Regions from separate parts of the Homo sapiens genome. Here region 1 is linked to region 2. The links are chromatin contacts, found by Hi-C in ENCODE. All regions are on one chromosome and are shown on one strand. Each heading gives the region's core, a stretch centred on a gene start or an enhancer-like site at or near the end of the contact. The rest is flanking DNA. Distances are from core to core; before and after follow the strand shown.

Region 1 (5,132 bases), core at 1,695-4,194, 3.0 Mb before region 2:
TAGTAGAATGGTTTATTTTCCTTTGGGTATATGAGACTTCCAGTAATGGGATTGCTCAGTCAAATGGTAGCTCTGTTTTAAGTTCTTTGAGAAATCACACTGCTTTCCACAGTGGCTGAACTAATTTACATTTCCACCATAAGTGTATAAGTGTTCCCTTTTCTCTGCAACCTCACTGGCATCTGTTATTGCCTTTTTCTTTATTCAGCATTTGCTTGGTTGCTATAAACTTTTCATTGTTTTCCAGAGTTTTGAGAAAGTTGGTTCTGTCAGTTTCTGCTTGATTATCAGTTTCTGTAGGGGAACAAGAGCTTGGAGCTGCCTACTTCACCATTTTGCCAATGTACTACTGCCTCCATCATTTTCTACTGCCTTATCTTCCTTCTTTATTTTTTTCATTGTACATATTATGACCCCGAAATTAAATTCCAAATGTATTTCTTGACTTGGTAATTGTCTGTTTCTCTCAGTAGAATGTTGGCTCCAGGAGTACAGGGACTGCATCTGTCTTATTTACCCTTGTGTACCGCTAGAAGTGTCAGGCTGTGTGTGTGTATACACACATATATATTTTGCAGTTTGTATGTATACACACATATACACACATGTGTGCACACATGTGCATGCACACACACACACATATATATCTCACTATCTACTTTTGAATGAATGTTATGCCAGTAGTTCCCAATACTGGTCTGTCATCTTGTGCAAGGGCCTGATATAGTTTTTGCCAATCTGCAGTAAAATGAAGATAAAAAGGACACTGTAGTGTATATTTGATTTAAAGGCCTCTGCTTTATCTTATTTACTTGCTAATTTGTGCAAAACTGCAAAAGATATGTATAAATCAGGGAAATGTAAATACTTGGATATTTTATAATATTAGGAAATTATTCTTAAATTTTTAGATATTCTGTGGTATTATGGTTATTATTATAAAAGAGTTCTTATATTTTAAACACATGAACTCAAATATTTATGGAGAAAATGGCGTCTAGCATTTGCTTCAAAGTAATCTGGGATACGATGTGTGTTGGGGTTTGAGATGTAAGATGCTTGGCCAGGAGGTGATAATTGAGAAGCTGGGTGAGAGGTACTTGGGGGTTCATTTACTCTTCTTTCTACTTTTGCATATGTTAAAAATTTTCATATTAAAGATAAATTAAAAAGTTCGTTCCTTTAATGGGGGATTATGTGTAATTGTCTTTTCTTAAAATGATGGTGATAGAAGGCAGTAGTTTGTTTTTAGTGTCCTTCTTCCGCAATATTTTATCCATCCTTTGCAATTTTTTGAAATATTGTTTGGGCTGTGAAGTCCTAAACTCTTGGGACTGTGAACTTGTGGGACTGGATCTGATCACATGAGGCCACAAACATTTACTGACAAGATCCTGGGTGCCAGACCCTGTTCTGGACTAAAAATATACAGCGAATTAGACACAGTCCACATTCCTGAGAATTGCTGTAGAAAATGAGGTAAGAAATGTAAAATCCTTCACACAGTGCCTGATACAGTGTAAGTGCTCAATAAACATTAAGTATCATCATCACCACCCTCACTACTATCATCATCACCTTCGATATCTTTCCATGTCAGTTTATATATAGCTCATTAAATTAATTAATTAATTAATTGAGATAGTCTGGCTCTGTTGCCCAGGCTGGAGTGCAGTGGCGCAATCTCCGGCCCACTGCAACCTCCGCCTCCCGGGTTCAAGCGTTTCTCCTGCTTCAGCCTTCTGAGTAGCTGGGATTACAGGCGCCTGGCTAATTTTTGTATTTTTAGTAGAGACGGGGTTTCACCATGCTGGTCTCGAACTTCTGACCTCAGGTGATCCACCCACCTCGGCCTCTCAAAGTATTGGCATTACAGCCGTCAGCCACCATGCCCGGCCTATATATAGCCCATTTTAAACTGATAAGTTTATCAACCATCTCCTGCCCCCACTGATACTTTCAATTTTTCGTTATTGCCAACAAATCAGCACGGCTTACACTTGTTCATAAGGCTCCTTGCAGTTTTTTGTCCTCTAGATCTAAGGTTCTTAAAGTGTGGTCTTGAACCAGTTTGCCCCAGCATTACCCTGGAAGTTGTTAGAAACACAAGTTCCTAATCTCTGATAGTAGATGGGCCACAACAATCTGTGTTTTAACAAAGCCCTGTAGGTGATCCGCATACACTTCTCTAGGAGTCTTGGATGTATATATATGGAAATGGGATTGCTGAGCCAATAGGATATATACCTTTAAAATAATGTTTTTTAAAATAAAATAGAGAGGGAGGGTCTCACTGTGTTGCCCATGCTGGTCTCAAACTCATGGACTCAAGTGATCCACCCACCTTGGCCTCCCAAAGTGCTGGGATTACAGGCGTTACATTAAAAAAAATTTAATAGTCAAAGAGCTCTCCAAATCAGGCACGAACTTTTACTTATATATTAAGGTCTTACTTTGAATAGGGTTACTAAGCCTGCTGAAATAACCCCTTTTCTTCCGGTACCCACTTTCATCCGACGTGCCCCGCCCGCCCGACTCGATTGCATCAGCCTCCTGTCAGCCCCGCCCCAGTGTACTTGCACTCGCAAGCGCAGCTGGGTTATCTTGGGACTAGACGCTCACGGGGCGGGGCTTCGATTCTCACTCTTGGAGCGGGGAGGCCAAAAGAGTCGGAAAGGGGCGTTATCTCTTTCGGAAGTGAGTGGGACAATGGCGAGCAAGCGGTCGTGAGCCTTGAGCTTTGCAGCTTTTCTTGGCTCCCATTTCCTCCTAAAGCCACGAGTTTACCAGCGTCTCTTACAAGTAGTGTGTCGCCACTTTAAAAAAAACATCAGGAAAGGAAAAGGGAGAACCCCGGAGCCCGAAGCTACGCCCGCCTGCGGCAGGGGTGCGCCAATTGTCCAGTGGTGAGGGCGCATGCGAACCATTGACAATGACGTAATCTTGCAGCTCACAGCCGGAGTGAGGCTTTCGGGGAGGGAGGAGCTCCGGTGAGAGTAACAGGGTCGGATTTGTCTGGGCCAGGCCCAGGCTGAGACGCCTACTAGGGGATGGAGGGCCCCAGAAGGAGGGAGAGGGAGGAGTCTTGGACTCTCTCGGAGAACGAGGCTGGGGCTGGCCACCGAGAGTGGAAGCCGCTGTCCAGAGGTTAGAGCCACCCAAGAGCTGGTAGTCGAGTGGCCGCCAGGGGGTGACCGTGCCTGCGTACGTCCACAAGTGGGCCCATAAAGACTGGCCCATATATTTTTGAAACTGTTTATTTTTGTATCTGTTTCCTCTTCTGCCCTGACATCCCAGAGAAAGAGTTGTGGGTGATTGACCTTTGAATCACCAGCACCTCGGGGAGGGCCTGGTACAAAGAAGACACATTTTTAAGGCGGTTGATTGACGGAAGGAAAAGACTGAAAAAACGAAAACAACAAGCCAAAAACCCCAAACCCAGAGATACCCATACATGACATAAAGTTAAGGCCTTTTTAAAAAGTAATAATAGAGGAGAAATTTTAAATGTCCATCAGCAGAGCTTGAGGCCATGCAGTTTTTAGGTTGTTGCAGTCAGAGTGTACACACAACCCTGCATCCTTAGTTATGGCATAATAATTTTTCTCTGTTGCTATAGAATCTCCACAGCCGTCATCTCTCAGCAATGGTTGTAGAATGTTCCATTAGACAGCTGTGCCACAATTCACTTAACCCTTCTCTTGTTGGATATTAAAACTACTTTCTAGTGTTTGACCACCAAAATATATCTCTGCAAGGAATAATTTTGTGCTTAGAGCTTTTCCTGTAGGAGTAGGGGTGGGTGGATATCGATTTAGGAGCAGAATTACCAGGAAAATGTCATAAACATGTTTTAGGCTCTTGTCGACCCGCTTTCCTGAAAGGGATCATACCCGTTGACATCAGAAGCCAAGTCCGAAATCAAACCTGGTGGACTCCGGGTCTTGTCTGTCTCCAGGCTGGTTTTAATTTCCGTATCCTGCAGCAATGCAGAAGTTTATTATTAGTTCTGACCTTTGGGGCAAGGCAAACACACACCAAAGGTTCGGGGACAACTTTAGCAACTGCAACAGCTGACATTGTGAGCGGGTGCAGCTCAGGTTTCAAGCTTGAGCAACTGGGTTGGATGAACTTGCCTCACTGAGACAGGGAATCTGAGAAGAGGAACAGGTTTGGGAGGGAGCAGATGAGATCAGTTTTAAATACATTTAGTTCGAGGTGCCTTTGGGACATCTAAAGGGAGGTATCCAGGAGACAGGCATACATACGGATAAACAACAGTTTTTGCCCTTCTCTGAACTCCCAGAGCTCCCTATCTGTGGATTTCTCATGGCTCAGTTTGCCTTTTACCTTTTACTATCCTCAGAGCTCCTTGAGGCCAGGATAAGGGCCTCATTCATTTGTGTATCCTTCCTCCCAGTGCCCAGTACAGTGCTTTATACCTAGAAGGCCATAAAAGTCTGTCCTGTATAATGAAATTTCATTGATTTCTTAATTGGATGATTCCTGCAGTAGGGGTCCTGATCTGGGTGAAAAAGTTTGGGAACCTTAAGAGTTCTGGGAAGGCTTCCTGTAAGAGGTGGCATAATGTTACCGTGAATAATTATGACTATTTGTTGAACACCTGCCATGTTCCAGTCACTCTGCTGCACACATGCATCAGAGATGCCACCACTATCTTTGATGGCCACTGGCCATCTTTACATCCCCTTCTGGGAGCACTGGCTCTACTTACAGCTCCTACCAAATGATCAAGCAAGGACTAACTATGTATTACATCCACCCTTCCTTTAGGATACAGCACCTGATCCAAGGCCAGCCCACAACCTGTGAGTTGTATGGCCCAGCTTTAGAAGATGAGGTGGGCCAATCAGATTGCTCTCTTGGGAATGTGAAATAAGAGATCCAGAGGAGAGTTGCCAGTTAGTTGTGGGGAGCTGAGCTGACAGGTCCAGTAGACCAGGATGCTGGGTAGGTGGGTGCAGCATTATGAATCAGGTCAAGTGCCTGTTAAAATCCTGGGGGAGCAGTTCAAGGTGGTTGGCTGAATGAGGAAGCTGGGGCAGATGTACAGAGAGAAGCAGACATGTAGTGCAGATGAATTACATTAATGGTAAAGCTCCAGAGCAGAG
Region 2 (5,300 bases), core at 1,715-4,214:
TTTCAATATTGAGAAGTCAAATCTAAAATATCAGCACAATATGAATTAGAACCCCAAACTAGCTGTTGGTTGAAGTTTTTATGATGAGTTTATAATTTAAATGGAATTGAAATGGGCCAAAAGTAGCCAAGACACTTTTGAAGAAAGATGTAGAATTTACTGCCTTATCCAAATATCAGAATTGACTATGGATCTGTAGTAATTAAGACAGTGTGATATTTCAAACAAATAGGGCCGAGCACTTAATAGCGAGTATAGGAACTAGCCCACATATGGGTAGATACTTGATTTATGGCACTGTAAATCAGTTGGCAAAAGGCAGACTTTTCAATAAGTGGTTCACTGAGAAAACTGGATATTCAAACAAATAAATAAATAAATAAATAAATGGAACCCCACTCAACACAATATACAAACATCAATTGCAGGTGGATTAAGACCTGACTGTGAAGGGCAATAGCATACGTATTTTGGAAGAAAATATAGAAAACGCTTTCATGGCCCAGGGTTTCTTAAAACAGAAAAGATTTCTTAAAACAGATTTCTTAAAACAAAAACACACTAACCATCAGGAAAAGAATGATGAATTTGACTATATTATAATTAAGATCTTCTGTTCACAAAACACAGCACAAAGCAATGGGAAATACAAACAGAACAAGGGAATATTTTGGCCACAGGTATGGACTAGTATTTAAAATATTTAACAGGCTCATTAAGTCAGTAAGTACTAGATGAACAATAGAATAGAAACATGGGTTAAAAGAGGTAAATTTGAATAGGCCTTCTTCGGAGTAGACACTCCAAAAGGCTCATAAACACGAAAATGTGCTAAAGCTTACTAGTAATTTGGGTATTGCCCACCAGTAGACTGGCAAAATTTAAATTCTGGCAATACTTGGTGTGGGTGAAGATGTGGAGCAGTAGGGGCTCTCTGTGCTGCTGGTGGGATTGACAGCTTGCCCAATCACTACAGAGAACAATTTGGCATCATCTAGTAAAGCTCAGGATATCCATACCCTATGGCCCTGTGATTCTATTCTTGGATATATACCCTAGAGAGATTTTTACACATGTGTCCCATGAGAAATGTGCAAGAATGTTCATAATAATCGCTGAAAAATAGAAGCAATCCTAATGTTCATCTGCTGTAGAATGGAGTGGTATAATCATACCATAATCACTTTGCTATAAGCATATGCTGGAACGACAGTCGATGGAGACAAAGGATCTACTTACTTATAACTATTATGAACAACATGGATGAGTCTCAAGTATAATACAGAGTGAAAGAAACAAGTTATAAAAGGAAACTTGCCGTATGATTCCATTTATACAACTTCGTATCAACTCTATTGTTTACGGATGCGTACAAAAGTGATAAAGCTATAAAGGAAAGCAGTGAAATGATTATTACAAAGTCAGGGCAATGACTATATTCATATAGGAGAGTGTGGGTTGTGATTGGGAGGAGTACAGCGGCTGTATTCTGGAAGGCTGGCAGTGGTCTATTGCTTGACCTTGGTCCTGGTTACACAGGTGTCTGCTTTTGTAAAATAATCTAAACGATACAAATATGTTTTATGCACTCTTCTATACCTCAGATTTGAAAAATGCTTCCACCAGAAAAAGTAATAGAAAGAAAAGTATGTGGAGTAGACATTTTGATGAGGTTCAAATAGTTATGGATGAATAGCTTGATTTTCAAGAGACCAAGTGTCCACTGTCATTAAAAGAGGGCGAGAGAGCTGGGAGTATTTAAACAACAGGTTACACCCCGCTCCCCCACCACCACCAATCTAGTCATTACTCTAAGCTTTCTTATCTCAGATATTTCACCCTATATTTGTGTCAATTCCCAACTCAGTCGTAACGGACAAAATGAAGGATTGTCATCATCATTAATAAGATCATTAGGCACCACAGGCCCAGCAAGCCTGGGCCACCACACTTAAATGTGAACAGGTACACCAGGTTGATTGGACAAGATCGTCTGTGCCTTTTACTTGGCAGAATCCATTGCAGTGACTCAGGATTTAACCTAAACACATTTAACTGAAACTCCTGCCCAGAGACCTCCACGTGCTGGAGAAGGCAGAGTAAACTGAGGAATGAATGCCCTCATTGTGCTGTGAGAGCAGACATGAAATTTATCACAGTACAACCGATGGTGGAAGGGCAAAAGTTGGTTTAGGTTGTGCACTGTATAGGGAGAAGCCAGGAGAAGGTTGGGTTTTTTCCAGATTTCAGTGTAAATTGTTTCATCCTCCAGACTTTGAATTTCTAGGCTGAAGAGTGCTAACCTGTTTTGGCCGCATCTCTCACTCATTCTAATGTCTGTATCAGCAAGACAAAATTTGAACTATGCGGCAAATTGTACCGAAGACTTTGCTCAAGATAATTGTGAATATGGAAGTTGTCCCGCGGGGAGGTGGGAAGGGGAAGGACATTTTCAGCAGAACTGCCAGCGCTATGGTGGTTTAATGCTGACACAGAGACAGTTTTTTCTCTCAGGAATTGTCTTTCATCCATCAGTCCAGCCAGCCAGCCAGCCAGCAAATTTTAACACACAGAAAGTACGAAGCAACATATCTAACACTGGGAGGGGCTGGGGTGTGTTTATTTGGGTATATACAATGAGTCATGGATTAAAATTGCTTCCAGCGGATAGATACCTAGGTGTTCCACAGCATTACTGAACAAGCTGTCGTCATTTCCCCATTACCTCAGAAGACCCCCTTAATTACTTACTTATATTAACTGTAGAACGTATTTATGCATACCAGGCTCTACCTCTGGGCTTTCTATTCTGTTCCAGAGACCCAGTACCAGAATATTTAAATCACTGTGGCGTTAAATACGTTTTAATATCTGATAGGGCCAGTTTCTGCGCATTGCACATTTTTTTTTCCCCTTTCAGGAACGTGTTCAGGCCCGCGGCAGGGGGCGGGATCGCGCCTCCTCCTCGGCTCTGGTTCCAGCCGAGCCTCTCGGACGCAGAGATGGAAATCCCGAAGCTGCTCCCGGCTCGCGGGACACTACAGGGCGGCGGCGGCGGCGGTATCCCCGCGGGTGGCGGCCGAGTCCACCGAGGCCCTGACTCGCCGGCTGGCCAGGTCCCCACGCGCCGCCTCCTGCTGCTCCGGGGCCCCCAAGATGGCGGGCCCGGGCGGCGGCGCGAGGAGGCCAGCACGGCATCACGGGGCCCTGGCCCAAGCCTGTTGGCGCCGAGGACCGATCAACCTAGCGGCGGCGGCGGCGGCGGCGGCGACGACTTCTTCCTGGTGCTGCTTGACCCGGTGGGTGGCGACGTGGAGACCGCGGGCTCCGGTCAGGCCGCAGGGCCTGTGTTGAGGGAGGAGGCCGAGGAGGGCCCGGGGCTCCAGGGGGGCGAGAGCGGCGCGAATCCCGCGGGGCCCACTGCGCTAGGCCCCCGCTGCCTGTCCGCGGTTCCCACTCCGGCCCCGATCTCCGCCCCCGGCCCCGCCGCGGCCTTCGCGGGCACAGTCACTATCCACAACCAGGACCTGCTGTTGCGCTTTGAGAACGGCGTCCTCACCCTGGCCACGCCCCCACCACACGCCTGGGAGCCAGGGGCCGCTCCTGCCCAGCAGCCCGGGTGTCTGATCGCCCCGCAAGCTGGGTTCCCGCATGCCGCGCACCCGGGTGACTGCCCAGAGCTGCCGCCAGACCTCCTGCTAGCTGAGCCGGCCGAACCCGCGCCAGCTCCGGCGCCTGAGGAGGAGGCGGAGGGCCCGGCCGCCGCCCTGGGCCCCCGCGGACCGCTGGGCTCCGGCCCAGGCGTGGTGCTGTACTTGTGCCCCGAGGCGCAGTGCGGGCAAACCTTCGCCAAGAAGCACCAGCTGAAGGTGCACCTGCTGACGCACAGCAGCAGCCAGGGCCAGAGGCCCTTCAAATGCCCCCTGGGTGGCTGCGGCTGGACCTTCACCACCTCTTACAAGCTCAAGAGGCACCTGCAGTCGCACGACAAACTGCGGCCCTTTGGCTGCCCGGCAGAGGGCTGTGGCAAGAGCTTCACCACAGTGTACAACCTCAAGGCGCACATGAAGGGCCATGAGCAGGAGAACTCATTCAAATGCGAGGTGTGCGAGGAGAGCTTCCCCACGCAGGCCAAACTCAGCGCCCACCAGCGCAGCCACTTCGAACCGGAGAGGCCTTACCAGTGCGCGTTTTCTGGCTGCAAGAAGACATTTATCACAGTGAGTGCTCTGTTTTCCCATAACCGCGCCCATTTCAGGGAACAGGAACTGTTTTCCTGCTCTTTTCCTGGCTGCAGCAAACAATATGACAAGGCTTGTAGGCTGAAAATTCACCTGCGGAGTCACACCGGCGAGAGACCTTTCCTTTGTGACTTTGATGGCTGTGGCTGGAACTTCACTAGCATGTCCAAACTCTTAAGGCACAAAAGAAAGCACGACGATGACCGGAGGTTCATGTGCCCTGTGGAAGGCTGTGGGAAATCTTTCACGAGGGCGGAACATCTGAAAGGCCACAGCATAACCCACCTGGGCACAAAGCCTTTCGTGTGTCCTGTGGCAGGCTGCTGTGCCAGGTTCTCTGCTCGCAGTAGCCTCTACATTCACTCCAAGAAACACCTGCAGGATGTGGACACTTGGAAAAGCCGTTGCCCGATCTCCTCTTGTAATAAACTCTTCACATCCAAGCACAGCATGAAGACGCACATGGTTAAAAGGCATAAGGTGGGCCAGGATCTCTTAGCTCAGCTAGAAGCAGCAAATTCTCTCACACCCAGCAGTGAACTTACCAGCCAGAGACAGAATGATCTCAGTGATGCAGAGATAGTGTCTCTCTTCTCTGATGTACCTGACAGTACTTCTGCTGCATTGCTGGACACAGCATTGGTGAACTCTGGAATCTTGACTATTGATGTGGCTTCTGTGAGCTCGACTCTGGCAGGGCACCTCCCTGCTAATAATAATAATTCCGTAGGGCAGGCTGTGGACCCTCCGTCCTTGATGGCCACCAGCGACCCTCCTCAAAGTCTGGATACCTCTCTCTTTTTTGGAACGGCGGCCACTGGTTTTCAGCAGAGCTCCTTAAATATGGATGAGGTCTCAAGTGTAAGTGTGGGGCCATTGGGATCTCTGGACTCTTTGGCCATGAAAAACTCCAGTCCAGAGCCTCAGGCTTTGACACCCAGCAGTAAGCTAACAGTGGACACAGATGCTCTGACTCCTTCGAGCACCCTTTGTGAAAACAGTGTCTCAGAACTACTGACACCAACCAAAGCGGAGTGGAACGTACATCCTGACTCTGAC

The links. Hi-C counts contacts between places; a loop is a spot of excess contacts on that map. Pooled maps may share reads with other maps.
Region 1: a loop to region 2 is called in a pooled map, with 26 times the contacts of the local background. The contact joins the enhancer-like site here to the promoter of ZXDB in region 2. A Hi-C loop is called at or near these places in 8 of 50 pooled maps.

Annotation. Positions count from the first base shown.
Region 1 is chrX:54,636,852-54,641,983 of GRCh38, forward strand. It overlaps a transcript of GNL3L not described here. Among named protein-coding and RNA genes, the nearest start is that of GNL3L, 110 kb to the left of the region's middle. RefSeq lists enhancers at 2,332-2,857, 2,424-2,553, 2,844-3,093. Within about 2 kb of position 2,945, at least 40 of the 41 ENCODE cell types and tissues checked have a DNase peak (open chromatin) inside an H3K27ac peak, as active enhancers do.
Region 2 is chrX:57,589,047-57,594,346 of GRCh38, forward strand. It overlaps ZXDB (zinc finger X-linked duplicated B), which reads left to right and starts at 2,965. Exons shown (of 1, transcript NM_007157.4): 1 at 2,965-5,300. The coding sequence starts at 3,003. RefSeq lists silencers at 3,303-3,592, 3,653-3,842.